2 separate regions of the Homo sapiens genome follow, and region 2 is linked to region 1. The links are chromatin loops, found by intact Hi-C in ENCODE. Cell type or tissue: sigmoid colon. All regions are shown on one strand. Each heading gives the region's core, and the rest is flanking DNA. Links, peaks and the distances in the headings are about the cores only.

Region 1 (16,145 bases), core at 4,912-12,911:
AGAATTGTTTTTGCATTTTTAAAGATGTATTAAAGGATATGTGCAAGAGACCTTCCTTACATGGCCTGCAAAGCCTAAAATATTTACTATCAGGGTCTTTATAGAAAAAGTTTACTCTAAAATCAGACAAAGCATGAATTTGAATTCCAGTTCTGCCCTTCAGTAGGTGTGAGATGACAGTCAACTACTTATCCGCTCTCAGTCCCTGTTTTCTCACTTGTATACATAGATGAAACACTGACATTCAGGATGTTGTAAGAATTAACTGAACTAATGTTTGTCAATTTACTTTATATAATTATTGGTACATAAGCACTCCACAATTGTTACTTACAATAGAGAAAAAAAATTACTTAAAACAATTATATCTGCCTTTTTAGGAGGACATAATTTATATTAGAGAGGATATAAATCTATATAGCTTCCTTCCCCTGGCTGAGATTAATGGGGGAAGATGAAGGGAAAGATGGAAATTTTAAACCTTCTGCCAATTATCCCAGGCTGCCAAAGAGAAGAGTTGGAATATATAATCTACTGTTTAGTAGAGCACATCAATGAGTCTTTGCATATATAAACAGGAGCTCAGATCTGAGTAGGGGGTAGGGAGAGAAGTTGATCTACACAATGAAGAAAGGAGAATTGAGGTTGAAAGCGGAACCTGGCTTCCTGTTCATTCATGATGGCAGACTGAGCACATGATAAGATCTCCCCCTTTACTAAATTCACAGAAACAGCAGAAAAGGTAAAAATCATAGAAAAATAAAAATATACGATCTCATATTCAAAATGCAAAAAACAGAAGGATGAGTAGAGTGGAATATGGAGAGATATCCCTAAAAGGAAGAAGCAGAAAAGGTTAATATATGTATCATGTAGGGAAATTATGGTAGCATTTCTAGGCTCAGGATTCCTACCAAGAGGCTATTGAGAGGTCATAGCTATAGATACAAATGTGGGTCAAAGACAAGATTACAAAAACATGAGCCCAATTCTCTACTCTTCAGCCCACACCCTGCATACCTCAGTGGCTAAAGAAACCAAGCCACAAAGGGGGTGGCCATTTAGGACTTTTACTATGTGGGCAAGATGGGACACAGAGAGAAAAAGATGGAGACGGGAAGGGGACATGGTTGGTTCTTGAAAGGCCACTCCATATTTCAGTGACACCTGACTGCCCCACCCGCCACTGGGGGTGGTAGGCAAGGTAGAAAGTCCACTGAATGTCCATCTCTCATGCTCAGTATTGGGCAGAAGCAACAGGGCCATGATGTGACATGCCATATCTCTGAAAACAGAGGGAGCTGCTGCCTCCTTAACAAACAAACGAAACAGAAAGGAATCTCAACCCCAGAGTAACAGTCCTCCAGGGTCAGTAGACATTTTTTTGCCCTGACGAAAAGGGAAGAGTCTCATATAGTTAACAGGCCAACATCTAATTGATATAGTCATACAAAAGGGACTCTCAAAAAGCCCATATTGCTGATAGCTGGTGCAAAAGAAAAGGGATTTGCATAACAACTAGGAAGAGGGGACCCCTGGCAGTTACTGCCACTGCCTACCTGTGCTAGGGACACAAGGGTCAGGACTGAGAGTAAAACAACTTGAGCCATGATATCCACATAGCAAGAGGAAGAGCCTTTCTGGTGATTAGCATCATAATAGATTTAGATGCTGACCCTATCCAGTCAGCTTAATCTCTTTCCACAGGTGTCTCAGCCAAAGCAGTTTGGCCTTAATGAGAAATGTCTCCCCACTGAGAAGACCAGTGAATGAGGCCATTATCCATAATCCAAAAGTGATTTAGCAGGAGACGGAGGGAATGTACAAGTAGATAACCTTGGCAATAACCATATAGAGAGCCCCTAGCTCATCCTACTAGAATGAGGGACCCGTCTCATGTACTCATGTGGAAATCTCTCAGGGCTGGATAATGCAGAGTTGCCCCCATGCTCTATTCAGTTACTTGTATCACACTGAGCCATCAGTGAACCCAGTCAGGTGGCTTCCTCACTCACTTAAAAGTCATGGCTAGCTATAAAGTAAAGGGAAATTAGAACCAGCATCCCTGAGGTCACCATACTCCTAGTTAGGGGAGAGCTCATCACCACCACATAGGAGTAGAAGGTATCTACAAGGAGATGCCACTGTCCAGATATACCACATCCACCTAAATACAGTCACCTGTGGCATGGGCAAGATTATTTTATTCCAGATAGAACAGAACTCAAGTAAACAAAATTTAGGGTACATGTGGTTTTGATATTTTTCTTACACAGATGGTCATCACAGAGATGCTTGATTTTAATCAGATCTCTATAAGCAGCTAAAAGTTGATTTTCCACAGGAGACCATCTAAATAAAGACTGATCGCAGCAGTTTGCTTGCTCAGAAGTCCAGGGATCATTTCTGGAGCCTGGAAGAAACAAACTACCAGAAGCTCCAGAAAGCACATGTGTCTACATGGGTGCCGTAGAAGGTGCTGCAGTGTAATGTGCAGTCAGAGTAATAGGATATCAAAACAGATCTCACTGCACCAGCCTCTGCTCCAACTCAAGACCCCTTGCTGCTTGGACCTCCACTCAAAGGTAGAGGTATATGTGAAACCTGGTGGATTGGGTATCTGCAAGAGGCTGAGATTAGAAATGAAAATGTACCATCAAACAATATCAGTAGGTGCTGAATCTCCTACGTATAAAAGGACACCTGCAGTGGCACTTTTGCCTAGAGTCCTGAAAGCATCATCTGCAGCACCTTGACAAGGGCCCAGACAGCGGAGCTGGGAACTTGGACTTTAGACTGCCAAAGAAGCCATCCTCCAAGAAGCCATCTCCTTATCTGTCCTTGTGAGATGCACTCATGAAGATTATCAAATGGTCCCCGAACAAGGACACATCAAAATGCTGCCTCAGGACAACTCCTGAAATAGAGTGGGAGTTAGACTGAGAGACAAAAGGTTTCATTGAACTATAGGGTGACAAAGGACAGGACAGTGAACATGTACTGGAGAGATTACCAAGTAAAGATACACCATTGCTAGTGGTTGGGGTGGGAAGAAATAGTGAAGGCTCTCTCAGTTAGATAAATGGCAGCATATCACTGGAGTGGACCTGCTACGATTTGCCTAATCATGGAGATGATATCAGGGATCAAATAAGAGGTATGTGTATTATACGGGGTTTTCTAGAGAAACGGGACCAATAGTATGTGTTTGTTATAAGGAATTGGCTCACATGATTATGAAGGCTGGCAAGTCCTGAGATCTGTGGAGTGAGTGGGCAAGCCGGAGACCCAAGAGAGCCAATGGTTTAGTTCCATTCCAAAGTCCAGTAGGTCTGAGACCCTGGAAAGCTGATGGTATAGTTTGTGTCTGAGGGCCAGTAGGCTTCAGACCCAAGAAAGTCAATGTTTCAGCTCAAGTCCAAAAGCAGAAAAAAAGCCAATTTCTCAGTTCAAAGGCCTTCTATTCAGGCTTCAGTCTATTGAATGAGGTTCATCCACATTAGAAAGGAAAATCTGCTTTATTCAGTCTACTGATTTAAATGTCAATCTCATCCAAAAACTCCCTCACAGAAAAACCCAGAATAATGTTTGACCAAATTTCTGGGCACCACATGGCCCAGTCAAGTTGACACATAACATTAACCATCACAGAAAGTAAAACATCAATTAGCCATCTCTAGTAAACAATGAGGCTCTAAAACCACTGTTCTTTTTAATTAACTGTACCAATAATTAAAGGGCAACAATGGTAAAACTTCAAATGAACCACATGTGAAAAGACTCATTCCACTCCCTCTCCTTTGGGAGAGAGGAAGATTCAAAAGAAGTTATAAACAAATGAAAATCTAATTTTATGCATATCCCAACCTAGTGGTATATAAGGGCTTCTCAACCCAAAGGAAGAGCCCTCGTAGCTGCGACATGAAGAAATGCCATCTACTAACATGAGAACAAGATTGCTTATAACTGGAGCAATTTTAGGACAGTTTAACCCATTATAAGCAATCCTGGAAGGCCATAGCAAAGTCAGACACAACTTGAGTGCAACCTTTCTATGTGACTGATCATAGAACATGTGCATCAGTAAGGACAAAACAACTGCTGTTCTTGGCAAAGGCCAAGACCAGAACCTCTGGGAAAATCAGGCATGAATTAATAATGACCTTTCTGCATGGCCCCAGAAAGGAGATGCCACTAATTAGAAGCAAATATAATACCATAAATGGAGGCAAAACAGAATTGAACACATTGGACAATATTATAACCAAAAGTAGTGGTCAGGATTTATGAGGATGGTAAATTGAAATGTAAGTTAGATTGGGATGCGTGTCCAGATGTAAGAGGCTCTATGATGTCTCACATCTTAAGTTTAAAGGACTTCTAGGTGCTGTTCAGTCATGAGTCCCATGTCTAGGGGATGAAAGTATCTTCTACAGGAAACAACCACCTCCTTCTCCTGTTAAGCCACTAGCCCAGAGCTCTTCTCAGTTCCCCCTAGGGCAGCTCTGTGAGGGCCTTGTACATAATGTTTCTACTGAGCAGCATGCTTCAGTGATGATGATGATGATTATGATCGCTGTTATAGTTGCTTTTCTTGTTATTAATAGCTGTAACTTAATATTTCAAAATCTGCTCAGAGCTTAGGGCATGAGATACAGCCAGTCTCCCAAGGAGGCAGCCTGGGGAAGTGAAAAGGTTTGGAAGCAGATGGGCCTCTCTACCACCTACTAGCTGCAGGACTGTAATGTGAGTTTGCTGCATTATTTTTGGATAGCCAATTCTGTTATAGAATCAAGAAAGCAAACTGGGTGGATGAAACTTAAAAGGACATACAAGCATCAGGTAATTTTGGATTCATTGTGGAAGCCAGCCGCCAAGATGACCCCAGTGGTCCTAGCTCCTTGACCCCGGTATATTCCTTTCCCAGGGTGGGCAGGGATGTTCTGCATAACCAATAGGATACTGCAGAAATGATGGTGTGAGACTTTGGAGGCCAGATCATAAAGACACTGCTCTCCCTTAGACTACTTGCCCTTGGGGAAGAGAGCTGCCATGCCATGAGGATACTCAAGTAGCCCTGCAGAGCAGTTCATGTGGTGCTACCGCCATCACCAGCTCCAACTTGCCAGCCACATCCAAGACATCTTGGAAGCAAATCCCCCAGTTCCAGTTAAGATGACAGCAGCCCTGGGTGACATTGTGACTGCAACCTCATGAGAGCCAGAACGACCCAGCCAAGCTGCTCCCAAATTCCTGACCCACAGACACTATGATAGATGGAAAATGTGAATTGTTATTTTAAGCTGCTAAGTGTTGGAGTATTTTACTATATAGCAATGGATAACTAAAGCTAGCATAGATAGAAGGCAAACAAGCAGCTTACGAGGTATAGGCAAAACCCATAGGATGTGTGAAGTGTAGATGATGAGTGAGTAAGCAGCTTGTGAGACAGGCAGAATTCATAAGATATGCTAATTATAGCTACTGAGTTAGTAACCTGTAAGACATCCTAAAGATATATACTGTAAATGGGACATATAATAAAACAAATCAGAGTGTTATCTACTAACTATAGATAGAAAGTCATAGAGATAACAAGTCATAATCATGCCATCTCTGGGCTAAAAGCTTTATCAACTCTAAATTAGGTACCCATTGATTGACACCCACAGGGTCTCATTTTGGCCCCAGGTGCTCTGTATAAGAAATGCAAATAAGGCCGGGTGCTGTGGCTCACACCTGTAATCCCAACATTTTGGGAGGCCGAGCTGTTGGATCACCTGAGGTCAGGAGTTTGAGACCAGCCTGGCCAACATGGCAAAACCCCATCTCTACTAAAAATACAAAAAATTAGCCAGTCATGGTGACGGGCACCTGTAATCCCAGCTACTTGGGAGGCTGAGGCAGGAGAATTGCTTGAACCCTGGAGGCAGAGTTTGCAGTGAGCCAAGATTGCACTGCAGCCTGGGCGACAGAGAGAGACTCTGTTTCAAAAAAGAAAGAAAGAAATGCAAATACATTCTCGACTGTTCGGAAGGCTAATTGGCAAGCTGTAGCTATAGCTAAGCAAACTTGTTTTAGCCCCCATATTCCTCCTGTCAGACAGCAAAATTATGCTTTGGCCCAAGAGATCTTTGGTGTGTATTTGGCCTTCTTGCTCAAATCTCAATTGTGATCCTCATAACCACACCATCAGCAGGGAAGGCTGATGCAGCAGAGAGAGGGAAGATACACAAGCTTATATACCCCAGGATCCAAGGAGTATGGTGCTTCCACCTGGCAGCTCCCATCTGAAGTGAGCTAACCTACCCTATCCCTCTCCCCTTGCTGTTGCTTTGGGTTTTCAACAGATTTAGTAAACTGTGAGTTTAAGCACTTTAATTTGGCCCGTGAATCCTCCTATTCTGACACCTCTGACAGAACTTATCTAGTAGAGTATGCAGAGGCCACATTGCATTAAGGTAATTTCTCACATTCCTGGAACCTTGGAAAAGCCACTTCACTACTCTGATTCTCAACCTTCCCATTTAAAAACAGGAGCTAATACTACATGCTTGACAGTGCTTTAAGAATAAATGAGACACTTGGGAGAAGAAATAATGGAGTGCCAGGCACAAGACAGGTGCTTACCAAAAAATTATTCCTTCTGTTTTAGGTGACCCTGTAACTGTCTCTAACCTCAGCCAGGTCATCCACTGAAAGAGTATTGTAATACCTACCTCACAGTTGCTCTGAGGATTAAATAAGGTAACATTTCTGAAAGTATCTAGCACAGGACCTTGGTAGATGGCCAATCCATTTAAATTTTCTGTCTTTCTTTCCTTACAAATAAAAAAAAAGTATAACAGCTGCCTCTGAGATATAATTTCAAAATTGTGGAAATCCCTCCATCCCCATCCCCAAGTCAGGTCACAACCCTCATCTACTCCCCTGCCTCCCATTCCTTTGAAGGGTTAGGGCTTTTGTTCCTTAATGGAGAATTACAACTCATCCTGGAGGAAGAAACCAAATGACTTAAATTCACCCTAAGACACAAATGACTAACAATAGATCCTTGCTCAGAGGGAAAGACTTTATTGGGAAAGGGAGGAGGGAGTAAGAAGACAGGGTTCAGAGGAAGGGCAGTCAGAAGTGAGAGTAGAGAAAGGCCTTCAAAAGGGAGGCCTGGATACAAAGTCATAACAAAGACACGCTTAGCCCTGTGGGTCTGACAGGACAGGACAGGCCAAGAGAGCCCCTCCTTCAGAGAGTCCTTCTCAAAGACAGCCTCCCTCAGCGAGAACATCCTTCAGAGAGCTGCTCCCAAGGACAGCTCCTCACTTAGAGAGCCCCCCTCAGGGAGCACCTCCCTCAGACAGCCCCTCCCTCAGACAGTCCTCCTCAAAGAGAGGCCCCCTCAGACAGCCCTTTCCTCAGACAGCCCCTCCCAAAGACAGCCTCCCTCAGGGAGAACCTCCTTCAGAGAGCCACTCCCAAAGACAGCCCCTCTCTTAGAGAGCCCCTCTCAGGGAGCACCTCCCTCAGAAAGCCCCTTCCTCAGACAGTCCCTCCGAAAAAAGCCCCTCCTCGGAGAGTCCCTTCATCCAAGAGCTCCTCTCAAACAGAGTCACTTCCTCAGACAGCCTCTCCTGAGAGCCCCTCTCACAGAGCCTATCCCTCAGAAAGCCAGTCCCTTGCAGAAGATGTGAAGCCCTTTTCAGGTGCAGGAGTCAACAACCAAGAATGGAGCGAGCATTCGAAGGAAAGGAGTTGCGACAGCAGGAACGGTTCATCTCCCCCAGAAAGGACCACCGCTCTCCTGTCCTTAGGGCTTCTCCTTGGCCTCAGGATAAGGAAGAGGATTGTAGGATTTGCCACTCAGACCAAAACTGGCCCTCCAGAGTGGATTTCAGGCTAGACCAACAGAGTCCCAGAGCACTGTGGCAGCATAGAGGGAGACTGCAGCCTGCCGTGGGAAGCACATTAGGGTTTAGAGGCAGAAGTTCTGATTTCAAATTTCAGCTTCACACCTTATCAGGGCTGTGTCCTGCACAAGTCTATAATGTGTCAGTCAGCATCACCAGAGCAAAATGGCGGTCATCACACTACTTGCAGAGCAGATTTGCCTGGCAAAGCTTAAGCCTCCCACCCCCTTCACCTCATGGTCCTGGGATCGTGGGGAGTTTCTGTGTGGAAGTGTTCTGGGGGAAGGGGAAGTCTGGCTGACAGGGATGGAGGGTGTGTTTGTGTGTGTGTGTGTGCATGTGTGGAAGTGTTTCTATATAAGCATTTCTGATAAACTGCTTGAAGAGATCTCAAAAGAGACCTGACTTTCTAGGGCTCTAGTGATTTTGTGTGTGTGAGATTCATTTTGTGTCATTCTGAATCAAGATTCACTTTTGTGTTTGTAATTTTATTCTCTTTTTCTTAAAGCCACCTCCCTCTAATTGTACAAGCTTCAAACCCCACAAAGCCTGGATCCACCTAAAGTCCTCAGAGGGCTGTCACATGGATAAAATGAAGTGCCCCCTCAAAAAGTGATCAACTCACCTAGAAGTAGAAATTGATGCTTACTAAATCTGATTCGGTGGTCCCCTTTCCATCTGCCCACCCAGGTGAGGTGCGGTAAGAAGAGACAGGCAGCCCAAGAGGCCTCCCGCAAGTTCAGAAACAGATTACAGAGTTGGCAGGGAGTCTGCTGCTCTCCCACCAGGGCCCCTCTGCTCAGACAGGGCCAGATGATGTAGTGACTTTATTCAGTGGATAAACATCCAATTCAGCTTGCTGGAGGCCCCCCAGCCTCACATTACTGTTGACACAAAGCAGATTCCCTTTCTCTAAACCACTGTTTATATTTTAGCCAAGTGTCCTACATAAATCTCAGATCCAACCATCAGACTCTCTGGCTGCTACAGAAATGATCAAGACCAACGAGAGAAAACAGCCTAATAAGGAGCTTACAGAAGGAGCTGGGGGTATCTCTAAACGAAAGGCTGCCTTGGGGGTACATACCAGGCAACCCAGTTCTGAGACTCTCCAAAACTGGGGGCCAGCACAGACTTGGAAGCACCTGCAGCTAAAATAAAGGGTCTTTTAAAGAACTGGGTCTCAACCAGGGCACCAGGCCTATGAAATATACATTCAGTTCAACTCAGGTTCACAGAACATTCTCAAGTCCCAATTCAGTCGTTCTAGGAAATATGTAGGCTGGGTTCCAGTTCAGACATATTTTTCAATAGGTGTTTTTTTTTTTTTATTTTCAGAAAAAAAATAAATAGAATACAAACTTTGTAATAATAGCTTTGTGGTTCCATAAATTAATATTAGTGCTTGGTTAGAGCTCAGCACAGTTGTGTGGTAAATTGTGGTTTGGGGCTCAGGGTCTGGCTGAGGTCCCTGATTTGAAGGCCTCAAAGCCTGGAGAGCTGTGGCTTAAAAGGACAATGGAGAAATCTTTTCCTAGCAGTAGGAGCTAGCAGCTGAATGCACTTCATCTTGACTCAGCAAGGGACAGTTCAAACACCACTCCCCCAGCTGTAGCTTTTGGGTGAGGTCTCTATGTCTTTTCTGCCGTAGTCATGTGTGGATCATAAATGGCCTAGCCCAAAGCAGCTGTTATTTTAAAGAATAATTAAAAGAGCAAGAGTAATCCCTGGGGCATGGAGGAGGGGAGAGGGTATCTTTATATTCAGACGTTCTGGACTTGATTATAAATCCTAGAGCTTGGCTGCTCCACGGGGACCACGCTTCTCTAGGCTACCCGTCTACATGATTAACTGACTACTGCCATCTAGTGGATATGGAGGCCTTTGAAGTTCTAATGACTAATGTGCAGGATGTTGGGCATTGATCTTAAGAGAAGCTATGCTTAATTAGGGCAGCAGATCTCAGGGCGGCCTGTAGGTAGGATTACAGATCAATCACCCTGGAATATCCCCATACGCAATTTCTCTTTTCTGACAGAGATTAAAAGAGAAAAAAGAAAAAACTCAGTGCCTGTGGGTCATCAATGTTCTGAAGTTTATTTGGCAATTGAATCAAAACTGACATTCTGAGACATACAAAGGCTCGATGTGAAGACTACGGATAACAGCCTCACTGCTGTATTCTGAGAGGTCCATGCCGGCTGCTGCAGTAGCCAGACTGGTCCTTGGGCATGGCTGAGGTGGAGGGAAGAAGCCCTCAGCTAGCAAACAGAAATCTCAGCCTCTACAGCCATTCTCATGTAGGGCTGTGCCACCCTGTCCAGGCAGCCCCCAGGGCTTGGCCCCTGGGCAATGGGTATGAAATGCCCTTTTCTGGGTAGGGAAGAAAAAAGGGGCTAGGCCCAGACCCCGGAACTTCACCTCTGTCAGAGCTTCTGTTTACCTGCAATGGCTGTTCCCCCGACAGACACATATCTATAGATGTTCACTTTCAGACGCTAATCTGGAATTTTCAGAGAGTTTAAAAGATGAAAGATTAGCTACTTAAAGAATCAGCAAATATGTATAAATTCATCTTTAAGATAAATGGGAAATTTGGCAGGACTCAAAATATTTGAATCAACAACCACATATGGACACAGACCAAATCTACACAAAGCATTTGGGTAAAGCCTGCAAATATTTCTTTTTCAGTTATTGCAGCTTCAATTTCTCTTAGATTACAACCCAATCCCATCCCCTTTGCCCAGTGAGGCTATGAGGTTTCTGTCCAAAGCTGGAAATGGACCCCAGTCACTCCTTACTTCCCCTACCACTCCAGGCTTCAGTTTCCTCATCTGGAAAATGAACCAGTGGATCTGATTACCCCTGAGATCTCTTCCAGGTGAATTTGAATGCTTCAAGTCTAAATTTTCCTTTGCAAGATTTCCTCAAGTTTTGGCAGACGTGTGTTAAAGGCCTGGGGTGGACTGAACTCAGGATCTTTTACCATCATCTGGAGTGCTTCCCAAGGAGCATTTCATCCAGAAAAGGAGATTGTTTCAGGTTGAATATGACTTGAGCGCCCATCAGGTAAGATGTGTTAAAACAATTTTTGTACAGCAGGCCTAATGATAAGACAGCCTACCTGGGCTCCAGCCTGCCTGTAACTGTGTGAACTTAGCAAGTCCTTCACTCAGTCAGACTTTGCTTTCTACATCTGAAAAAGTCAAAAGAAAGAAAATAAAAACCTCAGCCTACCTCCCTCTCAGGGTTGTTACAAGGGAGAAAAGAGCATAAACAGATGCAAGAAGTGCTTCCTTAAAGAGTTCAATATGAATTGTTTTTCTGTTTAGGTTATGTTAAATCTATTTCATATTATTAATCCCTTCCAGATGACACCCATCAAACAAACACCCAAATGGTCCATGTCTGAAAGACCACAGACTTTTCTTTTGGGAAAAAAAAAAAAAAAAGCTAGGCCAAGCCTGAGATACATCGGGCTTTCTAACAACAGGGAAATTTGGCTCTTCTTTGGGCCTGTTCCTTTTTGTCCTGGAGGCTTGTTAATCAGCTGCAGGCTGCATTTTCCTTAAGAATTCAGGCTAGTAGTCAGTTAGTCATGTAGACAGGGGTAGCCTAGAGAAGCATGATGTCCATGGAGCAGCCAATGGAACTGGAGGCAGTAAAGGGAGGCAGAAGATGGCTTGGAAGCCACTGGCATGTTGCTTTAGTGGATAGTAATGAGGAGAGCCAGACCTCACGTTTTTCACCTGGAAGATCTGATACTGCTTCCCCTCCTCCACTGTAAACCCCTCCATGAAAGAGCAGAGGACCCGAAAACTGCAAGATGTGATTCATAATTGTCAATAACATTTGTGTCATTTTGATGCTCTAACTCTATTACGTTAATTGCTCTCCTCTCTACACTTTATTTTAAGGTGAACATTAATTGATTCCCAACTGTAATCACAATTATGGTGAGTTATCCTGATTAATGGAAGATGTGATTAATAGGTAGGAAGGTACAACTGCTTCTCCTTCCCAGGGAAGAGATGATATATGTTATTATAGCTCTGCTGTAGGCTTCATTTTCCTTAAGAATTCAGAGCCAATGCAAGCTATCAATCACCATATTCCATTGTTCTTCCCAGTTGACTGGACACAACTCCCATTCGGCCCAGCCTGTTTCTCTTCACTCACTGACTGTCCCTGCTTCCTTAGGGAACACTCCTACTCCAGACCCCCTGTGTTCCAGAGAGAAAAGAGAGATGCTAGCATGTCAGTTCTGAATTCTGAAAACGGAATCGTGAATTCTGGTACAGTCAAGATAGGCAAAGTGGTGAGTATGTATCATGGCCAGACCTAGAAAATAAACTGAAGTAGATAGAGGAGAAAAAGAAGTATTCATTTGTATACTCCAAGGCCTAGCATCATACCTGGCACATGGTAGCTGTTTACCACATAGTATTTGAAAATGAGAATAGGTGAATGAAGTTTATCATCCCTCCCTATGCCCTGACTACTAGTTGCCCATTGTGTTTCTGGACTCCTCTCTGCCACCCCACCCAGCCTTGTCCTCCTAAAGAGGATTCCCCTCTCCAAGCCTTACATCCTAGCTCACCTGTCCTGTGTCCTGCTCTGTGAGTGCCTTGCTAGGAGACAGGGTAGCTCAACAGATGTACCAACTGGTGTGAGAGCTAATGATAACTAACTGTCCCCAGTAACCTTGTAATAGAAACCTTACCTGCACCCCTTTACAACTCCTTTACATTTTGCTCAAACTTCCTTCCCACCCTCATCTCCAGGAATCCTCTCCTCCTGCCTACCCATCTCACACACCAGTTATGGATGATCAGTGAGTCCACTGGCATCTTCTGTGCAGGAGAAGTTAAGACCAATAGCTTAACTAGAAGGAGAAGTAGAAGACTTGCTTTGAAGCTGCAATGCGTGACAAGCATGGAGGTCTTCCTTTCTTATGGAGAATTTTTGTAGAGAGCTAATGTTTGCAGTTCATGATGCTATCAGCCACCTAGAGTGTTCTAAATTCATACTTATGTTTGCTTTCCAGGGGCAGAAAGGGCCTTGTCTCTGTCATCTCTCTGATGAGATTCTACTCTTTCCCCAGGCTTCGGCTTAAACAGAAGATCTTTTCAACCTGAGAGCCCTCCTGGCCAGGCAGAACGCATTTCCCTCTCCTAGGCCTGGAGGCCACCTGGCCACACCTCTACACAACTCCACACCTCTACACAACTCCACACCTCTCAGCATCATCACAACCTTGTAACCCAGATGTCTGCTGTCCTTCTGTGTCAGACAAATGTCTGGTCCCCTGAAGATCATACTGCAGTTTATACCTGTCCAAAGACAGCCAGCAGAGGGGGTGAGGGGCCAGAAGTTGAGCCCTCCCACTGCTTGCCACGCTGTGCTCCCTGCCCTGGGGCTAAACTCACCTGCAAGAAAGAAGCCTTTTTCTCCCCATAAAGGTTCTGCCCTTAACTGACCACACCCTGTGCTGGCTGAATCAGGTCAGGGGTGCATCGTTTCCTACGGAGCCCAAAGATACCCATGCGTGTTCAGAGCAGCCCCACTCTGACTCCAGGGTGCGATTCTCTTGTCACACCCTTGGGCTTGACCTCAGCTCCTTCACTTTATCATAAGTAATCAGCTACACTCAGATGTTGCGACTTTTTTGTAGACTTTACAGAAAAATCTCACAGGGAAGAAGATGGAGGTTTTCGCGTGTCTCACACACTGAAGCACACAACCTAATTCACCTGGCCCATTTATGTCCTCCAGGTCTGCTCCCACAAGGAGCAGAACTAGGTCCTCTCCTCCTGGCCTAGCCCAGCAACACCTCCTGGCTCCTGTCCCCATCTTCTTCCTCCTGATCCCATTCTCCACTTATGATCCAAACCCACCCTACCTCCTCCCTCAAACTTGCAAACTCTCTTCCATCAAAGCTCAGGAGACAAGCTTCAGCTACCAAGATTCCCTATTTCCCCACTTCACGATTTCTTCCTATGCCCCACTCCCAGACTAATAATTATAAGTTTAAAAAATACCCTTTAGTTATAATTTATGAGTTAATCTACCAATTAAAATGTGAGTTCCCTGAGGGCAGGGATTGTATATTATTTGCCTTTGTCTACTTGGTCTGACTTAGCTTTGAACTCCAGCTTCTTCACATACTGGCTGTGTGACCTTGGGCAAGTCCCTTAACTTCTCCGAGTCCTTGTTTCCCCATTATTGTAAAATAATGGCAATAATCATTTCTATTTCAGAGGGTTATTGTAAGGATTTAATGAGATGATACACATAAAAGGCTTGGCACATAAGTGCTAGATAGGTATTAGGTATTATTGTTAGTGTATTGCTAGGTATTATTGGTTATTATTATTAGGTATTAGCAGAATTATTACGGAACAGAAACGTACTCTCCCCCTGCCCCCATATACCTGGCAGTTGCCCTCATGCATGGGGTGACATTAAGTCTATCTCTATCTTCCTGCCACAGTCATCACCAACAGTACTCAAATGCCTTCTCTCAGAAAAATCATGCCAGATATATATTTGCATATGAGACACAGGAACTTCTTTGTCCAAATCGAGTCCATGTCTTGCCCACATGTGTCAGTTTGGTCCCAGAGCTGTACATTTTGAGGATCTGTGGTTGCTGGGTCTTTTTTCAGCCTCAGGGCCTTGCTGTTCTTAATCGGTTTGGTTTCAAAATAGCTCAGCCCTCCCAGGCAAAGGAAGCTGTAGGCTATGTCCTGATGGATGGTTAATAGATGCGTGTGGGCATGGGTGTATGTAAATATTTAACCACATCAGAAGAACTGAGATTCAGAGCTGTGGACCTGTGCTCGAAAGATTATGTTACAAGTCGGGGCCTTCAGCAAAAGCCTTGCTCTGAAGCTGCCGTAGAGACAACAGGCACATTTTCAATTTGGTTCAGTGCAAAAGATTTTTATTCAGCACCTGCTAAGCACTCAGCACTGTGGCAGACAGTCTAATGGATACAAATGGTGTGCCCTGTATTACTACAATAATGCTGCATAACAAAACACCCACAGCACGTGAGATTTCTTTCTCACATATCTGGGCTCAGCTGGGGTCAGGTGGTCTAGGCTGAAATTGGCCACAGGTCTGCGGGTCAGCTGGAGACAATGTTCTGTGTGTTTCTCATCCTCTACGGACCCATCAGCTACTCCAAGAACGTTTTTCTCATGACCACAGCAGAAGAGGAAAGGCCAAGCCCAATCATATGAGCCTCTGCTTTATCCTATCTACTAATCATCCATTGGCCAAAGCAGTCACATATTGGAGCCCATATTAAAGGACAGGAATGTCTACTCCACCTGCCATGAGGCCAAGGCAGGGCACACAGCCAAGCCTGATGTCTATGGAGTAGGGGAATACACTATCACCCAAGGGGTGATGGAGGAGAGTGAATATTTCTGTGCAATAATCCAATCTGTGGCTTGTTTTATCCTTTCCAATTTGAAGATAATTCTCTTTGATAGACTTAACCAAGAGTTTTTTGCCTGAGGTTCTTGAAAATATAAGCATATTTTTGTATGTAAGGTCTATAGTTTTACTGGGTTGTTACACAGGCCAGTGACTAAAACAGGAGACTGTTATTCTGGACTCCCACAAAAAGGGTAAACAGAAACTCCAGAAACAAAAGCTCAGTGTTGAATTTCAACAGAAGTCCAGACTGGATCATTAAGGAGATGATTTCCTTATAAAGTGGTGATCCCATTCTCCATGGCTTATTTCATTCAAAATCTCCAAACCAAATTAATTTATTGTCTTTTGGGAAGTCTGTAGATTTCAGTAAGAAATTTGGCAATGACTCCTACAATACTCTTGTAGTCAAGCTAAAAATATCACCAATATAATAATAGGGTTAGGTCAAGTCTTAGTTATTTAGAGTGCTATTTAGAAAATGTTGATTGAAGATTACCCTGAAGACCTAGCTCTGGCAATGTGCCTCAGGACTCTGTCCTTGGCCCTCCCCTGTCCAGAGGTTTTATCAATTACTAGAATGAAAAAAGAATCAGAAAGCACTCTAATCACGTTTGTGGGTGACACAATACCAGGAGAGTCAACTAAAGCAGCAAGTGCAAAATCCACACTCAGAGTAATAGGCTAGACGTGGTAGGTTAAATTTAACAAAGACAGTCACGAAATCACAAATTTAGGCCCTGAGGCAGTGCACATTATGAAAGTCCTCTGCCTTGACAACAGTTTAAGTAG
Region 2 (16,145 bases), core at 3,207-11,206, 430 kb before region 1:
ACCATAACAATCCTGGACTACCTACCTACCTACCTACGTACCTGCCTGCCTTTGGATTTCTTTTATGAAAAATAAATAAATAAACTAACTTGTTGAAGCCATCATTATATTAAGTATTTGCTTACATGTGGCCAAACCCAATCCTAACTAACACCAGCATTCTACTTCTGCTTCCTTGGCCATCTCTCTACCAGATTCTATTCTCAAACCCATCTGTACTCAGTTCTGAAAAGTAGGATCTGTAATACTATTGCGCAAGTTTATATGAAGCCGCTGGCTACATTCCTTCATCCCACAAGTCTAAGGGGCAAGCACAGCATTATCTTAGGATGATATCTTAGGATGATCCATCATCTATGCAATTTCAGAAGAATTTACCCTGTCCAGAATAGAAACAACAAAAGTGTAGAGACTTCATCAGCTCTGATGGTGCTGTTCAGAAATGTATTATCCTCTTCCCTAGAGTCATAAACAAGCAAAACATTTATCTCTGAGAACTACAAAAGTATGGCTCTCTAAACCATGAACCACAGAATTAGACTGAGTGCCCCAAACGAGGTGTTTGTATTGAGTGCATTATCTTAAGCGAAGTAAGTCAGAGGCCTGTTGGCTTAAATCAACTCCTTCCAACATATGCTTAGTCCCAAAGCATCTTTTAAACTCAAATTTAGGGTGGGTGGACTAACACCAGACCAACTGTTAGGAGTTTCTGTTAGTTTCATTGGCTTTGACTATATAATTCCTATTTTAAAATATTTTTCCAGCTCATTCTTAGCATTTCAATGATGAGCTGGTTCTGCTCAAAACATTACCAAGCTTCCCGTCTTCTCCCTATTGCACAGAAACAACCATTGCAGTAGCTGTGGCTTAGTTTAATTATCTACCTTTGCTATTTTAGGGGTTTAGCAAAGTCTAGTAAATGGCATTATTATCCTAAAGGCTAGCCAAGCAAAGCAAAATGGTCTACAGCAGGTTTTTAAAGCCACAAAAATTTCTTGTAATACTATAATCATGCAAAATGACAATTTGTGTAAGCCTGCATAAGCCAACTTATTTAGTGACATGACAATGGGAAAATCGCTGTGGCATTATTAGTTGCATTTTGTGTAACAGAGACATTTTGAGGGCTTTAATTGATATAATGTATAAATAGGAAATATTTTCCTCACATTCTTAAGCATGGAAAAAATCCACAGGAATTACCAAAGCTGATTGTCTCTGAGATTTAGGAAGGATGAAAACAAACATACTCCAGTTTGTCTCTTAAGACCATTTTCCTATACCAACTACTATATGACTTAAACCCAAATGAATAGCCAAAGGATGTCATAATAGCTTTATTCTTCCAAACATGTCTCTAGACACATTTATATAATGTCTTCTCCATTCATGTTAACTTCCTGGACTCCTGCAGTCCTAACAACTGATTCCATTCACTGAATGCCCCATAAAAGTGGTCTGAGAACTTAGATGGACAGAGAATGGGCTATAGCATGCTAACTCATGATCCTTTGCAGTGATGATCTGATTCATTCAGTCAATTTGTACACTCAAATGTGACGAAAGCACTTAGCATACTGCCTGGCATGTGGTAAACACTCAATTGTCTTACTGTTATTCCTATTATTACTGTTAATTTCTTACCCTACAAGTTAGCAGTTGCTGACTAGTAGGAGCCACCAATGAAGAAAATAATAAGCTTGGGTGCGGTGGCTCATGCCTGTAATCCCAGCACTTTGGGAGGCCGATGGGGGCAGATCACCTGAGATCAGGAGTTGGAGACCAGCCTGGCCAACATGGCGAAATCCCATCCCTACTAAAAATACAAAAATTTGTCGGGCATGGTGGCACATGCCTGCAATCCCAGCTACTCAAGAGGCTGAGGCAGGAGAATCACTTGGAACCTGGGAGACGGAGGTTGCAGTGAGCCGAAATCACGCCACTGCACTCCAGCCTGGGCGACAAGGTGAGACCCCTTCCAATTATAATAATAATAATAATAAACAGCAGAACATCACCAGCTACCCAAAATGAAGTAACAAATCCAATAAAATGGTAGGCATAAAATTGCTTTTCAAATTCTAAGAACGGTTTCATCAACAGAGATATGTCCCTATATCTCCTTCTGGAAGCAAACTATGTTGTGCTCTGAGATAGCAAACTAAGTTGTCCACTCTCTCCCTAAGTTTTCACATCCTTTGCTATTGAAAAATCTTTATAGCCTCTAAAGTAAAAATATAACAAAATATATAAGGGACAGTTCAAAGGTAATATGCAAGAGATCGTTGTCTGTGAATATCCAAGACCTACGGTTAAGAGAGTGGGTGGGGAAGCGAATGGTGCCTTAAGAATGCAACACTCAGGGGTGAGCTAAGTACTGAGGAAATGACTTCCAACTGAAACAGCCCTGCCTCATGCAAGGGCCTCTTCCACCCATCAACCCAGCACCCTCACCCAGCCTCTTCCTGATGGTCAAATGAGGTAGGTATTCAAGGATAGAAAGCAAATGCAATGAAAATATTCACAAATCTTACAAAGATATAAGATTTCATAAAGGCAATGTAAGGAGTGCTGAAAAACTGCTCAAATCACAAAAACATTGTTGACAAGGGAGGGACCAGCGAACAAGTAAGGGGTTAAAGTGAACTGGGATGAGGACTGCATGGCTGTCTCCCAAAGGACTTGGAGGATCCTTGAGAAGCTGATGACGGCCTTGAACATCCTTGCAAAAATGACCTCTTTATAATCACAGAATGGGAAGTGAAATGTGAAGCAACAGATGCCATGCTATGTTATTATACAATTTCAGAAATAACAGGAACATCATTAACAAAGACTACCACACAGATGCAGAAAAACGGCAATGAAAGAGCCAAAGGTGGCGTCTAGACTTCTGCTTTCACAGAGATCAGGAACACAGACAAGAGAACTCATGTGGTATATTTGGTTCAGGGAGGGAAGCGAAGGGAAAGTTAATGAGTTCTATATTGGACATATGAAATCTTATGTGTCTATGGTGACTAGAAATTGTAATATATCTAAGAAGCAATGGAATACGTGGGACCTAGAACTCAGGTGATGTTATCTGTTCCAAGTATACACACATACATATGTTATTAGTGGTATCTGACACCACAGAAGTGGCAGAGATGGCCCAAGAACAGTGTAAAAGAAAAGAAGATGGCCAAGATGCAGCAGCATTTAAGGATGGATAGAGGAAAGGAGCCAGGAAAGGAAACTAAGAAAAATATGAATTATTCAGGAGACAGTATCTGTAGGAAACAAAGATAAATGTGGAAATCGGCAGGTCTTCAAAAAAGAGACCTCATCTGCTCAGAGTTTATCATCAGCTATTGAAATCAGGCAAATGTTAGCACTACGAGCTCCTCGGAAGGCTATTGAAGGTAAAGCGACGTCCCTAAATGCCTGCAGAGAGTTTATCATCAGCTATTGAAATCACGCAAATGTTAGAACTAAGAACTCCTTGGAAGACTGTTGAAGGTAAAGCCAAGTCCCTAAATATCTGTGTGATTAACAACACAACTGGATTAAGGTTTGCTCTTGGTGGGCTGGCCAGAGGGATCACAGCCTATCGAATGGCGCAGAGGTGTCCTGACACACAGCTGTCAGTATAGTGACACAGGAAGCATCACCTCTCCCTAACCATGACCGAGTATCACTATCACACTTCATTTGGGGCATTTCACGTGGAAGGGATCCTCTCATCTATGACCAGAGCAAAGATAGGGGATAAACCATCTTTTACTGTTCCAGAAAATTAGAAACTTAACTCTCTCACCTTTGTTCATTATATAAATCTGTATAAGCACTTTCCTCTTCTCATAAAAAGTCCAACATTGGAAAAAAAAATAGGTAATTTTTGTAATGAAAATTCTCCACCAAATATAAAAGTCCAATAAAACTAAACCACCTAGCAATTTTATAATGACTCTATTAAATCAGATTTTCAAGAGAAAGCATTTAAGACTATGTCTGTTTTAAATGACTTAAAAAAATTAAAAACCAAGCACAACCACAGCAGTATTTCGGATGGCTGATTGAATCTGGGGCCATTATCTATATGATCAATCAATAATAGAGCCAAATATTTCAAGTTTATTATGCAGTGGCTGACTTGGGCATACTGAATGAACAAGGCCTAGGTCTTCATGACTAAGATGAGGTGAACTATGGGGTAATTTTGTTTGTGTAGCCTCATCCACAGCCCCAAGGTAAGAATCATCAAAAGCAGAATAGATGTTGCTCTATGGGGAACGCACACATGAACAATATTATCTCAAGGGAAGGGTTGCCCAAACAGATTCATCTACATGGCCCAACAGGTTATACTGCTGAGAAATAAGTTCCCTTGGAGACGCAGGCACCTTTTAGAAAAATCCCTTTTCATTCCCCACTTCTTTCAGGCAAAAAAAAAAAGGTTTTAAAAAATGTAAAAGTAAGAGAAATGGCATGGCTGTTACACAATAAAGTGAACATACCCAACAGTACAGGACTGTATACTTGAAAATGATTAAGATGGTAAATTTTGTGTAATGTGTGTGTTTTTTTTTTACCACAATTAAAACTTCTTTTAATTAAAGACAGAGAATATGCCATGGCATTCCACAAGCCTGGCTAAGTCATAGGCCAACAGGACAGCATAAGAGAAGTAAGATCTAAACCTCAGAAGTATTTCGATTTCTATGCCTCGCCCAGTGGAAACTTACTCCAACTACAGTTGGAACTAACAGTAGCACATGGTCAATAGAATTTTTGGTTTGTTTCATTTCTCCTTTTCAAATTCTGTATTTTATAATTGTTTGTTGGAAGGAATCAAAGGAATCCTGTTTAACTTAAATTCTGCCCTATCACTTGCATTAGATAGGCCAAGATCACTTTCTATTCAAATATTGTAATATTGGGAACTTTTCAATATACTGATATGATATAACATATGTAGTATATCATTGCTACCAATCAAAAGAAAAAAGCCTCATGCATTTTGTGTATACAGTATTCCTTCCTTTAAATCCAAAGCTTCTGGTTAGGATTTAACAACAAATCAAGTAATCCTCAAGGCCTGGGGACATACATACACACACACACACACACACACACAAAACAGTACTGATGGCTGACTTTATTATCAACATAAAAGTATAATAATCGTTTTATTTTTTGGACAGAAGTGAAGGATGTTTTCGTTTGTGCATCAGATGCATTGATGAAGTCACCACAGCCCTGGGAATTACTTGCTTGCTAAATAAGCTGGCTGTGATATCAGGGGAATACTAACCATTGTTTTCTCAAAAAGTTGCACTATTTCTACTGGTTCTTATTTAAAGGTTGAAGAGAAGGAGAATCTTCAAAAATACATTCTAAAGATTTGAAAAGCATAATAACTTTGTATCTGCCTTTTAAAAAAGTTTGTTCATGTCTAAACACAATTAAATTTCCATCCAAGTGTATTGTATAATAACTGTTTTATTTTTCCAGTCTGCCTCATTCACCTCTTCCAGCTCCAAGGGACCAAACAACAAACCTCTCGAGCTGTAGTAAACGAAGAGTGTCTCTCAGGTCCTCTGAGAGAAGGTGGAGCAGTTTCTTCTACCTCATGGAAACTGCTGAAGAGTCAAGGATTCAAACTGTCATCCTCTGATTCATAGGTTGTTGCAACACGTTGACAAAACTCTGAATTAAAGAAGGCTTAATGCTCCAAACCTTGAGAACACTGTATTTGGTATGTTCTTAGACCTAACAAATTCCTTTAATGCAAACATCGGTTGGAAGCACCCTCTCCTCACAAACACTCATCAGTGAAGAAGTAGCAATAAAAAGCAGAGACTTTTATGGGTGCTAATGTTTTGCCGGTGCATGCAGAAATAATTTCTACTTTAGACATGACTGCTTTCACACATGTCCCCTGTCTCACCTAAGCTCTTCATAAAATTTGAGGGTTCACCTGCCCTGACTGTGAGAGCACACCTCTACACACCCTCCAGAAGTGTTAAAAGGAACAGAATGACCTCCTCACCGTCTCCCTCCTTCTAGCTGAGCACTGTGTGTGACCTGGTAGTGTGTAGGGCCACCAGCTTGCACCAGTAAAGTCTCTTAGGAGACTGTCATACAACAGGCAACTGGCACACCCTACAAGGCTCTGGTGTCTGCCCCCAAGTGTCTCTTTCCCTCCTGGATGCTCTTCCCAGCAAGTTCTGCACCGCATGACAAGTATTCCTGTCTTAAGCCACTATACAGAACCCTAAAGGCTGGATGGTGAATTGTCACTGCTAAGCAAAAGCTGCTTGGGTGGAAGGAGGTGGCATGAGAGCAGCACCAGAAAAAATGAGACCCAGTGTCCTATTTTTATGTCTGTCTATTAGGCAGAGACCAAAATTCAAAATTTCAGCCAGGTCATCACCTTGCAACCCTGAGAAAGTTGCTTGGCCTCCCTAAAACTTAATTTCTGCAGTTGTCAAATAGAGATAACAAGCCTAAGTGTCCTAAAAGGCTGCCATGAGGATGAAACGGGGTGGCCAGTGAAAGATCTTGGCTCAGTGCTTGACTTACTATAGTAGAGACCCAAGAATTACTGTTATTGTTTGCATGAACTCAACCTCCTAAATAGATCCATGAATGGGCTTCATAAATTGAACCATTTATGGGCATGTCCTTAGGTTCTTCCAATTAAAGCTGTTATCGTATTCCAATCAACTTAGTCAAATATTTAATACTCGGCACACCACCATCATCCTGATCCCGCTTTTCTCCTACAAAGCCCACTCGACACCTGATAACATCAGGCTGCTGAAGCTAAGTTCTCTCATCTCACCACCTCTGTCTCAAAGGAAAACATTCTTCTCTATGCCCTCCTTTTATGACAAACATCCTAAGACAGAGGCACTGACTCTGGCATGAAGAGTTTAAGTGTAATGCTTACTCCTGGTTATATATCTAGATCTTAGATCCTGAATTAGGACTGACGCTATCTTTTTTTCTTTTTTTTGTTTTTGTTTTTGTTTTTTTTTAGATGGAGTCTCTGTCACCCAGGCTGGGTGCAGTGACATGATCTCGGCTCACTGCAACCTCTGCCTCCCAGGTTCAAGCAATTCATCTGCCTCAGCCTCCCAAGTAGCTGAAATTACAGGTACCCATGACCATGCCTGGCTAATTTTTGTATTTTTAGTAGAGATGGGGTTTCACCATGTTGGCCAGGCTGGTCTCTAACTCCTGATTTCAGATGACACACCCACCTAGGCCTCCCAAAGTGCTGGGATTACAGGCATAAGCCACCACACCTGACCTAAACCATCTATCTTAAAGTGTCTATCATAAAATGGCATCAGAGGGTTACACCCAAACTATTTTGTAATATTTGGTTGAACCAGATGTGTCAATCAGGTCTATGTCCAAAGCTCTTGCTGAAGGAAGCTGCCTTGGCTGACTACTCTCTGTCCCACTGAACCCCTATGGCTTGCCAGCTACTGCCACCTGGACCAGGGAGGGTCAGGGACAGTGACATGGCCCAGAGCACAAAGACAATCTGGGCCATAAGCCTGTCTGTCTCCTTAGGGGGCTGAACTAGAAAATACTGAGGGAATGAGAGGGTGAGGTGCAAGAAGAGAAGCTGTAAGGATAAGAGGGAGTAAATGGTTTAGAGGGACTGCAATGAGCCAGAGATGCATGGAGAGCATTAAGAGAAACTAGAAATGGTGAGGGGGTGGAGACTGCAAGGTGATGAAACAGAGCAGAAGGCTGGAAGCCAGCTGGCGGCAGCACACCCAAGCAGACGGTGGCTGGGCCACATCCACTCACAGCCTTTGAGTGCAAGATCCAGAAGCACCTGCTGCTCTGGGCCCCAGATAGCAGCTCTGGATCCAGAATAAAGCCTCAAGCTCCCAGCACTGCTAGGCCCTGTCCCCTGGTTCCCACTCTCAGATTTGCGTGAGCTTATGTTTCACTTAACGTCTCAGCTGTGTGCTAGCCTGAATGTATTTCTGTCCTTACAACCAAGACGACCTCAGAAAAATCCAGCAGGTATTTCCAATACTATGGAGACAGCCTTTTACTACTATAACTTATCCGTCAAAACATCTTATAGTAAGGTAGACATCAGAAAATGCACCCCAAACTACTTCTCTTATGTTGACGTTTATAACATATAGTTTTGTGTTTCACTACAGCATTCTTTCTGCATCATGTCACACAGTTCAATAAAAGTCCTTCTTTACGGCAGCATTCATTCATCTTAAAGAAATGAAGGAGGCCCGTGGCTGTTTTGTTTGTGTCAGGGGTGATGCTGGGCAGACGGGAATGAGCCCTATGGGAATAACTTTACAAGCTGGCTCTCCTGGCATTAGACCAAGGCTCTGCACACAAACAAGTCCCCCTGGCCCTCTGCAGGACTAAGTGGAGCCAGCCCCATCTGCTTGGAGAAAATGCTATTTCCATCAAACGGCTTGCCCTGAGCTAGGATATCTCTTTTTCCAAAGGGCTGCACTGTATATTTTGTACAGCTCTGTTTTATTTATTTCAGGAAATGCAAAATACATTGCATTTTATATTCTAAAAGTATTCTCAGCTAAAACCCAAAATGCCTTTTAAATGTGTTCCCCAAGCCTGTGTAGTATACCATTTATCTGAGTAGTATTAATACATAAAGTTACAAAAATTAGAAATGTACCTTCCCCACTAAAGCCCAATATTCTTGCTGAGAGCTATTTCTTAACAAAGAATAAAAAGTCACAAGGAAAAAAAAATCTAGACCTTTTAACTTGTCTCTAAGAAATGTAGTTTTATCTGGGACATTCAAAGGGACAATTAGGACAGGTATCATGTATCAAAATCTTGGGCAATATGCCAAACATTTCACTTAAGAAAACTGCCTTGGAATTCTGATTTTTAAAAGTTCACCTATTTTTATAAATATAGATAAAGCATGAAAGTATCAAAGTGGATTTCTTGTTTGTTTCAAATAAAGGAAATATATTGACGTTAACTTGGCTAATATTGACTTTAACTTGGCTAATATAACACACAGTCTTGCAATAGTCTATTGTTTGAGGTAAGATGTTTTCAGCTGCAAGAAACTAAAATCCTGAGTCAAACCTGTTTAAGCCATTTAAAAAAAATCTCCCATAGAGGAAGAACAGAGACAGTATAAATTTCAAGACTAGTTGATACTGCTACCTCCTTAGACTTGAAGCAGTATAGAGTTAGCAGTTTTGGCACCATTCCAGACATAACAATGTTCAGAGGAAAAATGTTATATGATCAACATTTTTGTGGATTTTTCTTTTTTCTTTCGCTTCTTTTTTTTTTTTTTTTTTTTGAGACAGAGTCTTGCTGTGTCGCCCAGGCAGGAGTGCAATGGCACAATCTCAGCTCACTGCAACCCTCCGCCTCCTGGGTTCAAGGGATTCTCCCAGCTCAGCCTCCCGGGTAGCTGGGATTATAGGCACGCGCCATCATGCCTGGATAATTTTGATATTTTCGTAGATATGGGGTCTCACCATGTTGGCCAGGCTGGTCTTGAACTCCTAACCTCAGGTGATCCACCCGCCTCAGCCTCCCAAAGTGCTGGTATTACAGGTGTGAGCCTCTGCACCCCGCCTTCTTTTGCTTCTTAAAAAATGTTTTTATTATGAAAAATTTCAAACCTCTAGATAATTTCCAAAAATTATACAACCCACATACACTTCACTGAAATTCATCAATTGTTAACATTATTCCATATTGTATTTTGTCTCCCTCTCCATAAATATGACCATAATTTTATTATTATTGAGGAACCATTTGAAAGTATGTTGTAGACATCATTATCCTTTTCCCCTAAATACTTCAGCATCTATCTCCTAAAAACTAGGAGAGTCTCATATATAATCTGGATGGGGTTGAATAATGTTCTCCCAAAAATTCATGTTCACCTGGAACCTCAGAATGTTACCTTATTTGGAAATAGGATCGTTGCAGATGTAATTAGTTAAGATGCTGTCACATGTGCTTGGGGACTAAACTCAATGACTGGCGTCCTTATAAGGCCATGTGAAGACACAGGCACACAAGAAGAACACCAGGAAACAACACAGGCAAAGACTGGAGTGAGGCAGTTGCCAGCCAAGGAATGCCAAGGATTGCCAACAACTACTGGAAGTGGGGAAGAGGCGAAGAAATACTTCCCTAGAGCTGTCAAGGGAAGCATGGTCCCACCAACACCTTCATTTCAGACTGCTGGCCCCAGATGCTATAAGAGAATGTATTTCTGTTTTTTGAAGGTCCCTGGTTTGTGGTGCATTACTACAGAACACCTAGGGATACACAATCACAATACCTTTATGAAGTTCAGGAAATTTAACACTGATATACTGGCATCTAGTGTACAACCTATATTCAAATTTCAGAAATTTTTCCCAATAATGTCTTAAATAGACATGTTTTTCCCAGCCGGGCACAGTGGAAAAGCCTATAATCCCAAACTTTGGGAGGCCAAGGCAGGCAGATCACTTGAGGCCAGGAGTTCAAGACCAGCCTGGCCAATATGGCAAAAACCCATCTCTACTAAAAATACAAAAATTAGCCAGGCATGAAGGTGCGCGCTTATAGTCCCAGCTCCTCAGGAGGCTGAGGCATGAGAGCCACTTGAACCCAGGAGATGGAGGTTGCAGTGAGCCAAGATCGCGCCACTGCACTCCAGCCTGGGAGACGGAGAATCTGTCACACACCAAAAAAAAGAAAGAGGAAAGAAAGGAAGGAAGGAAGGAAGGAAGGAAGGAAGGAAGGAAGGAAGGAAGGAAAGGAGAGAAGGAGAGGAGAGAAGGAGAGAAGGAAAGAAGGAAAGAAAAGAAATTTTTTTTTCCAAACCAGTCTCCAATCCAGAATCACACTTTGCATTTAGTTGTCATGCTGCCTTAGTCTCCTTCCATCTGAATCAATTCTTCAGCCTTTCCTTGTCCTTCAAGACATTGACAGTGTTGATGAGCATAAGCCCCTTGTTTGGCAGAGCAAAGCAGACTGCTTAACGATCCCCTCCAAACACAGTCATTTCCTTTTATGGTTGCTTATGCTACACAAGGTACCACTGCTACCATCTCTCTATTTTTCTACCCTTCTCCTCACCTGCTTAAAAATCCTACCCCAATGCTGGAGAGGATGTGGAGAAATAGGAACGCTTTTACACTGTTGGTGGGACTGTAAACTAGTTCAACCATTGTGGAAGTCAGTGTGGCGATTCCTCAGGGATCTAGAACTAGAAATACCATTTGACCCAGCCACCCCATTACTGGGTATATACCCAAAGGACTATAAATCATGCTGCTATAAAGACACATGCACACGTATGTTTATTGCGGCATTATTCACAATAGTGAAGACTTGGAACCAACCCAAATGTCCAACAATGATAGACTGGATTAAGAAAATGTGGCACATATACACCATGGAATACTATGCAGCCATAAAAAATGATGAGTTCATGTCCTTTGTAGGGACATGGATGAAATTGGAAATCATCATTCTCAGTAAACTATCGCAAGAACAAAAAACCAAACACCGCATATTCTCACTCATTGGTGGGAATTGAACAATGAGATCACATGGACACAGGAAGGGGAATATCACACTCTGGGGACTGTGGTGGGGTGGGGGGAGGGGGGAGGGATAGCACTGGGAGATATACCTAATGCTAGATGACGAGTTAGTGGGTGCAGCGCACCAGCATGGCACATGTATACATATGTAACTAACCTGCACAATGTGCACATGTACCCTAAAACTTAAAGTATAGTTAAAAAAAAAATCCTACCCCAAGTAAAGGCCCTCAAAAAGGCCTCCCCCAATGATGAATCCTTCAGTGACTCCTGATCTTATGACTCCTCCGCTTCTTGAATTCTACAATAGCTACTGTCTTAAGTGTTCATTTGACACATAATGATAACCTGACTTTATTGTCATGTAACTTTTCATGTGTGTGGGTCATATCTTACCAAAGTCCCCCTGACAGGCAGTACTATACACTCAATATGTATTACTTGAAATTAATTAAATTAATATTTTGAGTAATTAAATACTTGGTACTCTCGCCAACTGACTTTTCCTGTTGAGTATAGCATAAAAGAAAAATAGAGAGCAGGTCTTTCAATCTCAAAAAAGTCAGTAATTATCAATCAGTAATTATTTCTATAAGAACAATTATTCTTTCAGGGATACAGCTGATGTTTGCTCATTAGCTGAAGGCACTCTGGAGAATAGAATATGACTCATAAATAACAGGTGAGGTGGTTTTATTATCAGCTATTGTATTGAAAAGCTATAGGATCCTGTTATTCATCAGAATAAGGAAAATGAAGCAATTAAAATCAAGCCTCACTAATTCACATTCATATTATTAAAAGCCCATCTGACTAAAATAGAGAAGTCTGATTTATAGAATATTTCTGAGGAAATACATTTTAATTCTTTCAAGTATAGAGTTATTTTTTAAAACCAAATCATAATGAATTGCTAAAGGTGAGATCCTACTTTAATAAATATATAAAAAGGGTCTGCAATTAGCATATCATAGCCAAAGACATGAATCAACTAGAAAGCTAATTTAGTTCAGGATCGAATGTGAGAATGCCTGACATCCTAGTTTTACTGCAGTTTCCTACTTTCAGAAAATATGAAATTGGTTCATTAGGTGGTTTTGCTTTTCCTTTTTAAACTGAATTAACTGTTCTTTTTTTTTTTTCAAGATGCAGCTCAATTTCCTAAGTCAAAGAAAGTTTCAGTACTTCTTAGCCTGTACACTGGTCTCTGCTTACACTGGGAATTGTAGACAGTGGATAAATACAAGCTTCCATGTGCCTGAAGATCTTGGTCTCTTATGCATCTGTTGACTTTATTCCCTTCCAGTAGGCCCCCTTTTCACAGACACAAAAACATAAGCATTGCTCTAGTCCCTTCTGCATTGTCATGAATAACAGGGTCTTCCAAACCCATATTACTCCCTTTATCTTCTACAATCCCAAAACATCTGTAAGACCCTGATCTCATTTTTTCAAACTCAAAATGTGGAGACATGGTCTTGGAAAAGTTTTCTGACCTGTGAGTGGAGTTTAGAGATGAGTCCTAGAGAGGAACAACATTAAATCACATTCGGTTGCATGGAGACTCCTATCCTCACTGGATGGCTAGATGTGCTCACTCTCACATACAGAGACTGTTTAAAACCTTCCAATTACCAACCTGGGCAACAGGGTGAGAACCCAGCTCTACAAAAAATACAAAAAATTCCCCAGGCGTGGTGGGCACCTGTAGTCCCAGCTACTCGGGTGACTGAGGTGGGAGGATCACCTGAGGCCAGGACGTTGAGGCTGCAGTGAGCCATGATCACACCATCACACTCCAGCCTAGGTGACAGAGTGAGACCATCTCAATAAAAAAAAAAAAAAAAAAAAAAAAAAAAACCCGAAAAAACCCTTCCAATTAAATCAGCCCAATGGAGACTTCCTGCCACCACAGATTTCAAGGTCTAGTCTGACTAAGCAGGTAAATTGTTTGCCAATTTTTTGATAATTCTACCGACGTGGTCCTACATGAGTCTGTCCTATTTGAAAAAGAAAAAAACGAATTGAGATGACTGTGTGCCAAACATAATGTCTATGAGTTTCCGTCAGAAACTGAGTTCAAGGCTCAGTTTCTCAGGCTAACTAACATTCTCCATGAATAGCAAAATACTTAGACCAGGTTATTGCACTCTCCCGCTGTGACACCCCTGAGGCCCCCATGGGAGATCGGTCAGAAAAACACAGGACAGTTTGCAGCTTGTGTTGACCTTTCCTTGGTCTTCCATTCTGTGCACTTGACTCAGCTCTATTCAGGCTCAGTGGGCCATACTGAGCCCAGATACTGCTGATGTTGTGTCTATCACCAAATGCCAGAGTTTAAGGAAGAGCAGTAAGAATGATCTCCAGGGGATCAGAAAACATTTCAGTGTGTAAAACAAAGAGATGTTTGGTTCCCTTTCTTTCTGACTTTTAACTTACTGATTTAAAATCACTACAGAAATCGAGAGATGAGTAACCTCCAGATGATATGATTTTAGTTTCACTAGTTTGACAGACAATTGGTGACTCGATGGAACTATTTAGTATCAAGAAGAATGGCTTCAGTTTGAAATCAAAACCATAATTTTGAGAAGCAGTCCTCCAATATTAACTGGCTTAAAACCAACAATTCATTTAGGGGGATAATTTGCAACTAATATATGGGGAGAGTTTTGCAGGAAATAAAATTAGACATGTGGACCACTAAAATATTTCCACGGCTGAAATGAGTCATTGTTAATCCTGCTCTGAAACTGTCTTGGCTACATTCATTATAGCCATGTATTACCACTTTGCTTTTCTTGAGGTGTGCTCTGGAGAGATCTCCTCAGCTTGCAAGGAAGAAAGCCATAGAAATGGCCATGTGACCCCTGCCCCCCTATCTGTGATTATTCTGAAAGCCAGTATTGGAGTATCATAATGTAAACAGTCCAACTTTGAGGCTAAATTCTCTGATCCTCTATCAAAAAGTGTCATAACTTATATTCATAATCCATGAGATGAGGCCATACTGGAATAAGACTATGAAGAAGAGGGACTTTCAGCAACTCTTAGTTACCATAATTAATGAACTCTAAGTCTCCATGTGTTGTAAGATGCACCATTATTTTATGGACTAAGAAAGAAATAAAAGCTGTCAATTAAATTGACACGGTGCCTTATTACTTCAAATTTTTTTATTTTCCACCTATTATGGAAGTTATTTTATACACAGACACATATTTTTACCATATATCACTTTTAAGCTTAGGTACAAAAGAAAATATCAGAACAATGAGTTCATTCAGTATCTCTAACCCTTCTTCACATTCAGAATCCAACTTTGAATTATATTTTGACTCCAAACCATTCAAGCCCATGCTTTTCCATGTCATACCATCTCTAAGCCTTGAAGAACACTGGCAATGCAGCATCTGGTAAGAGTGTTTCACTGTTGTCTCTGAGATTTCTTCCATTTTGCAAATTGCACTGCTGGTACTTGGGATATTCATGCATGCACAGGCAATCACAACTATATCACAACCACTGTGTGGCTCTGAGTAACTGTAAGATGCCATCAGCTAAAAGAAGCCATCTCGTTTTCAAAATTGTTCAAATGGAAATGTAGGCATCTTAGAATCAGTAAAATATGGCAGTTTTGGGACCTTGTGCACGTCCCTTAGCTTGGATTTCATCTGCTAATTGATAAGCAGAAAGGGCTCTTAGGGGTTTAAATTCTGTGGTTTTATTTGCATTGTTTTGTTTGGGCAGATCTATTCCTAGTTATCACATGATGCTTTTAGACTATTTGATAACAATTTGAGAATATAGACAGACCAGACATGGTGGCTTAGACCTGTAATCCCAGCACTTTGGGAGGCTGAGGCAGGAAGATCTCTTGAGCCCAGAAGGTTGAGGCTACAATGAGCCATGAGCACACACCCACTGCACTCCAGCCTGGGTAACAGAGTGAAACCCTGTCTCAAACAAAAAAGAAAGAGAGGATACAGACAGATCTTACATTCCCCTGCTCCCTTCATGTGGAAGTAGACAATAGGTCCTAACCTGAAGTGTAATTATTTGGAAAGTTGCCCCGATTAATGCAACACTTCCTATCTGTGACTGAAGGGAGAAGGAAGGGGAGCAGGTTTCGAATTTCTGTACTCTTAAAAATGTGTGTCATGCTCACCAAGATTAGCAGAATGCCTTCTTTCATAGTGGCTAATTTGTTTTGGGTCTTTTTGTTTCTTCATGAAAGCCAGAAGAGACTGAAAAATGTATCATCCTTTAAATATCACAGCTATGGTCTTAAAGTGGAAATGGTGCACTACTTCAATAAGATTATATTATGCAAGAAATTGCCACAGCCAGTGCTGTTCCACCACCTGTCCCACGGCTGGAATCTGTGACAGCTCGGAACTCCCAGGATCCCCTCAGGGCTATTATTTTGAAAATTATGTTTGTCTTATCACCTTAGGAAGCATTTTGTCTGATTTTGTGTGTTTCAATTTTGACTATACAAAAACCTACTGGTTCAACTTTCTGCCATAATTGACACTGATCAAAAGTTCTCTTTACCAACAT

What was found. A loop is a pair of places that touch in the nucleus more often than their neighbours do. Peaks named below come from ENCODE experiments on the same cell type or tissue, not always from the same donor. Only the 100,000 strongest peaks of a DNase experiment are listed, where the experiment ranks them.
Region 2: a loop joins it to region 1, with 7 times the contacts of the local background. A loop is called at or near these places in 2 of 110 quality-filtered maps.

Annotation. Positions count from the first base shown.
Region 1 is chr11:112,581,975-112,598,119 of GRCh38, reverse strand. No RefSeq gene overlaps it. Among named protein-coding and RNA genes, the nearest start is that of LINC02764, 34 kb to the right of the region's middle. In sigmoid colon, for the core only: CTCF peaks have their summits at 9,599 and 9,800 (motif pointing left); a DNase peak (open chromatin) is centred at 9,719.
Region 2 is chr11:113,006,610-113,022,754 of GRCh38, reverse strand. The region is part of intron 1 of NCAM1 (neural cell adhesion molecule 1); the gene reads right to left. Among named protein-coding and RNA genes, the nearest start is that of NCAM1-AS2, 51 kb to the right of the region's middle. In sigmoid colon, for the core only: no CTCF peak of the experiment used is centred there; DNase peaks (open chromatin) are centred at 7,794 and 8,354.